Regions from separate parts of the Homo sapiens genome. Here region 1 is linked to region 2. A link is a loop called in an ENCODE intact Hi-C map of the cell type or tissue named here. Cell type or tissue: heart left ventricle. All regions are shown on one strand. Links, peaks and the distances in the headings refer to the core of each region. The heading gives the core; the rest is flanking DNA.

Region 1 (2,803 bases), core at 1-2,500, 48 kb after region 2:
AACTTCTGGTTTTCAACATGCTTCCTTTGATAGCGACATTTTGCACAGCCCCCAAAGAGGAGAACAGGACAAAAAGGATGTGTGAGCCAGGCACAGTGGCTCACACCTGTAATCCCAGCACTTTGGGAGGCCGAGACGGGTGGATCACAAGGTCAAGACAGGCAGATCACGAGGTCAAGAGATCGAGCCCAGCCTGGCTAACATGATGAAACCTCATCTCTACTAAAAATACAAAAATTAGGCCAGGCACGGTGGCTCATGCCTGTAATCCCAGCACTTTGGAAGGCCAAAGCAGGCAGATCATCTGAGTTCAGGAGTTTGAGACCAGCCTGCCCAACATGGCGAAACCCCGTCTCTACTAAAAATACAAAAAATTAGCTGGGCATGGTGGCAGGCACCTGTAATCCCAGCTACTTGGGAGGCTGAGGCAGGAGAATTGCTTGAACCCAGGAGGCGGAGGTTGCAGTGAGCCGAGATTGCGCCACTGTACTCCAGCCTGGGCAACAGAGTGAGGCTCCGTCTCAAAGAAAAAAAAAAAGAAAGAAAAAAAAAAAGGATGTGTGGTAAAGCCTTAGGTGCACATGCTGATAACCAACTCTCTGGAAGGGGAAAAAGAAAAACCTTGACTTACAGCATTGGCCGATTCCTGTGGTGTAAATATTCCCACCACAACCGATTTCAGCAACCACCTCAGATTCCTCAGTCGTCTCCAATAAGTGGGTAGGAGTCAGCTCCAAGACACTACAGGGTCTGCAAGAAACCCAGCTTAGAAGCCAGGAAAACTAAAGTTCAATTCTAGCTCTAGATTCCAGCTATGTGGCCTTAGACAAATTTCCTTAACCATCCAGCCTCAGTCTTCTCAGCTCTAAAGTAGGCAACCTGTTTCACAGACTGCCACGCAAATAAAACAACATACGTGAAGGATGTGGCACACAAGAGGTACTCAGAACTCCATACAAGTCACCTCCCTCCTGAGGGTGGGAGAGACAGGCTCAGGTAGGGTGGGCTGGGTGGTGCAGCCTCCACAATCTGTCTCACCTTAGCCCCATGACAGATTGTTTTAGCAAATTAAGAGTCAGGAGCAACTGCTGGATGAAAACAAAGACCTAGAACGTTGTGGGGTGGGGGAACAGAATCAAATTTTCCTCCTCTTACTGTTAGGGAATTGGAGTTTCATTTGTGTTCCCTATGGAGGAGAGATGTGGTCTGTTCCACCAAAAGCTGGCCCCAGGGCAATCCATCAAGCTCTGACCAGACCACGGAGGAGGGGCCCTCCAGTCAGACCAGGGCTGAAGCACAGATCCACAGGGAAGGAAGAGGCCCAGCCAGGAGCGTGTACGAGCATGGGGAGAGCAGCGGCTGGCTCTGTGGCTGACGGAGCTGGAAGGAAGGGGCCTCTTGTGGGAGGCCTTGCCCCAGGAGAAGCCTGAGAGTGCCAGAGCCTGGGGCACGGAGCAGCGTGGGTGCCCTCTGTAAAGACAACACAGTATGGCAGCAACAGGCCTCAGAGGGTGTGTGGGAGCGGGGGAGGTTGCAGTGGCAACCAGGACCCAAGCCAACAGCTGCCTCGCCTGAAATACCAGGAATTTAAGACTGGCAGGATCAGATGTGGGTTTCAGAAGGGTCCCTCTGACAGCCCAGGGGGGGAGGGATTGACAGGGGTCCAAACAGAAGCCAGGAGCCCCTCGGGCCACCACATTATCCAGGCTGTGAAACAAGGCAAGGAGGGTGCAGGCAGGCAGGAAGGGGCCAAGGGGACCTGCACACTTCCTGGGCACAGAGCACTGGGCTAGGGTGGGGGAAGCACAACCACTCTGTGACAAGCCAGGGAATAGGCCATGTGGTCTCTGTCGCAACTACTCGATTCTGTCCTTGTAGCACAAAGGCAGCCAAAGGCAAGACTTGCACGAGTGGGTGTGGTTTTTCCAAGAAAGTATTATTTATAAACAGCCAGAGGGGCAGTTGGGGAAAGGGTGATGCTGAGAAGATACAGCGGGAAACCCGCCCAGGGCGGAGGTGGTAGTATCATTCCCATTTCACAGACGAGGACCCAGCAGAGCTTTAAACTTTAGGAGGCCAGGTTCCTGTTGCTAATTGTACCATGCTCTATATAACACAAGATGTGTAATGTACCAGGTGAGTCAGAGAGGCAATAAAGGTGTCAGGGATTCAGCTGTGGCCAAGAAGAGAGGAAGCACAGGCAGGCAGAGGGCGGGAGTTAATTGCCAGAGTCACAGGAATCCCTATTTAAAACCTGGCCTGTCCTCTGGGCCCAAATGCACAGAGGTCTTCCCTAGATGACAGAAAAGTGGAAACTGAAACAAGGAAATCACAAGTGATCGGGAACCCTTGAGGCCATTTAGGTCAACTTCTGCTCAGTTCAGCTGAAGCCTATTTAACAAGCATGCATGAGCCTGACCTGTAAATTGTAGCACAGCAGAGGGAGGTGGGTCAGAGCACAGGACCCCAGACAAGTTACTTAACTTCTCTGTGCTTCCAAATGGAGGTGAAGGTAGTACTGTCTCAGGGTGTTTCTAGGTATGAACTCAGTCCCATCAAAGTGCTTAGAATAATGCCTGCCACATATTTGTTAAATAAAAATACCGTGTCCAAGGCCCTGTGCCAGCTGCCACAGGGAAGGGTGTGAAACGTCCCTGCACCCCTCCCCAGGTGGGGGGAGTTCAAACAACAAGCTCACCTCTAACCACTCACTCACCACTCTACCAACTTGCCCGTTTACTTATGTCACCCAGCACAGACAGGGACCATGTTTTATGCCTCCATCTCCCATGAGTAGGACAGC
Region 2 (2,803 bases), core at 34-2,533:
AGGCCACAGGAGCCAGCTCCTGCCATGGGACATGGGTGCCTGTGACCTGATTCTTGACTCTAAAGAAAGATTCTGGGCTGGGGCGTGGTGGCTCACGCCTGTAATCACAGCACTTTGGGAGGCCGAGGAGGGTGGATCAACTGAGGTCAGGAGTTCCAGACCAGCCTGGCCAATATGGTGAAACCCCGTCTCTACTAAAAATACAAAAATCAGCCTGGCGCGGTGGCAGGTGCCTGTAATCCCAGCTACTCAGGAGGCTGAGGCAGGAGAATCGCTTCAACCCGGGAGGCCGAGGTTGCAATGAGCCAAGATCGTGCCACTGTGCTCCAGCCTGGGTGACAGAGTGAGACACAGTCTGGAAAAAAAAAAAAAAGAAAGATTCTTTTAAAGGCTTGCAGAACCCTGTTTGAGGACATTTAGTAGATGCTTCCTGTGGCTTTCAGGAGGGGTTAGAGTGGGGTTGGGATTGACACTCCCCCACCCAACTCTAGGCCTCCAAACCCAGATTTTTTAATTTTTTAAAAAGAAAGACAAGGCCTTGCTCTGTCGCCCAGGCTGGAATGCAGTGGTGCCATCATAGCTCACTGCAGCCCCAAAATCCTCCCACCTCAGCCTCCCAAAGTGCTGGGATTATAGGTGTGAGCCACTGCGCCTGGGCCACTAAACCCAGATTTAATTGGCTAAGGTTCAAGGAGATAGGGCCTCACTCTGCCTTTTGCTCTCTGAGAGCAGACCCAGAACTCCAAACAGCCTCATTTCTTCCTCCAGAATGACTGCTCGAATCTGCAGGCCACTCAAAGTTCCCACCTGTCACACACACGCAAAGAAGGTTCTTGAAACATGGAGTCACTGGAAAGAGGAGAATCCCTGAAAGCATAAAGTGGTTTCTAGATAGGGCCAAGGGTTCAGAAGCATCCTTATACCACTTCCCTGGCTTCCTTTCCCAGGAGCAGAGCTTCCTGGGCCAGTCAATCTGAGGGCAGCAGGCCAAGAGCTAGACAGTGTGCGGGTTCAGGCGGCTCGCAGATCCTGCCACCTCAGCAGACTCTGGCTCCTTCCTCCCACCTCCCAGCTGCAGGAAGCTGGGACTGACGCCAGCACAGACGAAGGATGGCCTGAGTTGCTCTCTGCAGAAAGAGGGGCCCCAGATTCCTCAGCCTTCTTCTGGAAGTGGAAAGCCACAAAAGGGCCACAGGTGGCTGTCTGTACCAGCAAAGGAAGGAGCTGAGGCTGTGATCACTTTAACAGCTGCGGCCACCAGCATCCATCCACCCAGTCTGGAAAACCAGGGCAGGTGCCGATGGCAGCCACGTTTGCTGCAAACAAATAGAGGTTTTTCTTGACAACTAGTAGAGACGGCTTAACTCCTTATTTTTGGACACCAGGTAACCACTAGGCAGGTGCAAAACTTCTCAGTCCAAGTCCTCTCATGACGCATGCTCAGTTCTTGGAGTTACAGGTAGATACAGGAAATCCACTAACAAACCACGATGTGCTAGAGGAAAGTAGGACTTTTAACAGGGTAACTTAACAAGATGTTTTATTTCCATATCAGCACCCAATTCTAACTGCACATACACCTTACTAATCTAGCCCTTCATTAAGCAAGCTGTTTGTTGTGTTGCCTTTTTTTTTTTTTTTTTTTTTTTTTTTTTTTTTTTAAGCATTCAACCAAATCACCAGGGAATCTAAGAAATGCTTTAAGAGAATTGTGGCGTTGGCAACAATTGCCAAGGAACTGGAATACCGGGCGCTCAGGTTGGCAGGTTAAGCGAAGAATGAATTAATTTCACAGCCGCCTGCAACAGCGTGTAAACATCCATTTAAAAACATACATTTTAAGTGATGCAAAATTAAATTAGCATAGAATTAAATTAAAAACTAATTTAATGAAAGATTAGCTCTTTCTTGTTAGCACTGATTACAGGATATACTTAATTATGCAAAAGGTTTAATAGATTCCTTGGAGCCATTTGTTCTTCTGCTAAGCTTAAAAGCAAGTTGGGCTAATAGCCTTCCACCCCCACAGTTCCCAAAATACTTCAGCATCATTATTGGTGTTACCATTTCACAGACCAGAGAAGGCTTCAGCGATCAGCCAATTGGTCTTCCCATTTTATAGATGGGAAAACTGAGGCCCCAGAGACACTAAGTCAATTTACAATGCTACATACCCAGTTGGAGTCAGGCTAAGAACTCAGGTTCCCAGGCTCTCAAACTAATGTCTCTTCTTCTACATCATGCTAATATAACTCCTAGGAATAAGTGAATGTCTAAGTAAATATGAGAACAGTTATGCTTTTTAAGTTCTCTTTTTTTTAAGTTTTCTTTTTTAAGAAACTCCAGGCTAGAGTGCAGTGTTGAGCATAGCTCATTTAAGTCTTGAACTCCTGGGTTCAAGCGATCCTGTCGCCTCAGCCTCCTGAGTAGCTGGAACTACAGGTGCACATCCATGTGCCTGGTTAATTTTTTTTTTTTTTTTTTTTTGTAGAGATGGGGTCTCACTACATTGCCCAGGATGATCTCAAACTCCTAACCTCAAGCAACCCCTCTGCCTCAACCTCTCAAAGTGCTGGGGTTACAGGTGTGAGCCACCGTGCCCAGCCAATATGAGAACCTTATTTATTTATGTATTTTTGTGTTGACTGATTGATTGTAGACATGGGGGTCTCACTACATTGCCCAGGCTGGTCTTGAACTCCTAGACTAAGCAATCTTCCTGCCTCCACCTCCCCAAGTGCTAGGATGATAGGTGTGAGCCACTGCACCCGGCTGAGAACTTTTTTAAATCAAAAAAAGGTCC

Evidence for each region. Hi-C counts contacts between places; a loop is a spot of excess contacts. Peaks named below come from ENCODE experiments on the same cell type or tissue, not always from the same donor. Only the 100,000 strongest peaks of a DNase experiment are listed, where the experiment ranks them.
Region 1: a loop joins it to region 2, with 2.9 times the contacts of the local background. A loop is called at or near these places in 22 of 110 quality-filtered maps.

What each region holds. Positions count from the first base shown.
Region 1 is chr18:23,142,674-23,145,476 of GRCh38, reverse strand. The region is part of intron 1 of CABLES1 (Cdk5 and Abl enzyme substrate 1); the gene reads right to left. Among named protein-coding and RNA genes, the nearest start is that of CABLES1, 8.6 kb to the right of the region's middle. RefSeq lists an enhancer at 2,333-2,382. In heart left ventricle, for the core only: no CTCF peak of the experiment used is centred there; a DNase peak (open chromatin) is centred at 1,350; H3K27ac peaks cover 299 bases.
Region 2 is chr18:23,190,765-23,193,567 of GRCh38, reverse strand. The region is part of intron 2 of CABLES1 (Cdk5 and Abl enzyme substrate 1); the gene reads right to left. Among named protein-coding and RNA genes, the nearest start is that of CABLES1, 57 kb to the right of the region's middle. In heart left ventricle, for the core only: no CTCF peak of the experiment used is centred there; a DNase peak (open chromatin) is centred at 1,057; H3K27ac peaks cover 449 bases.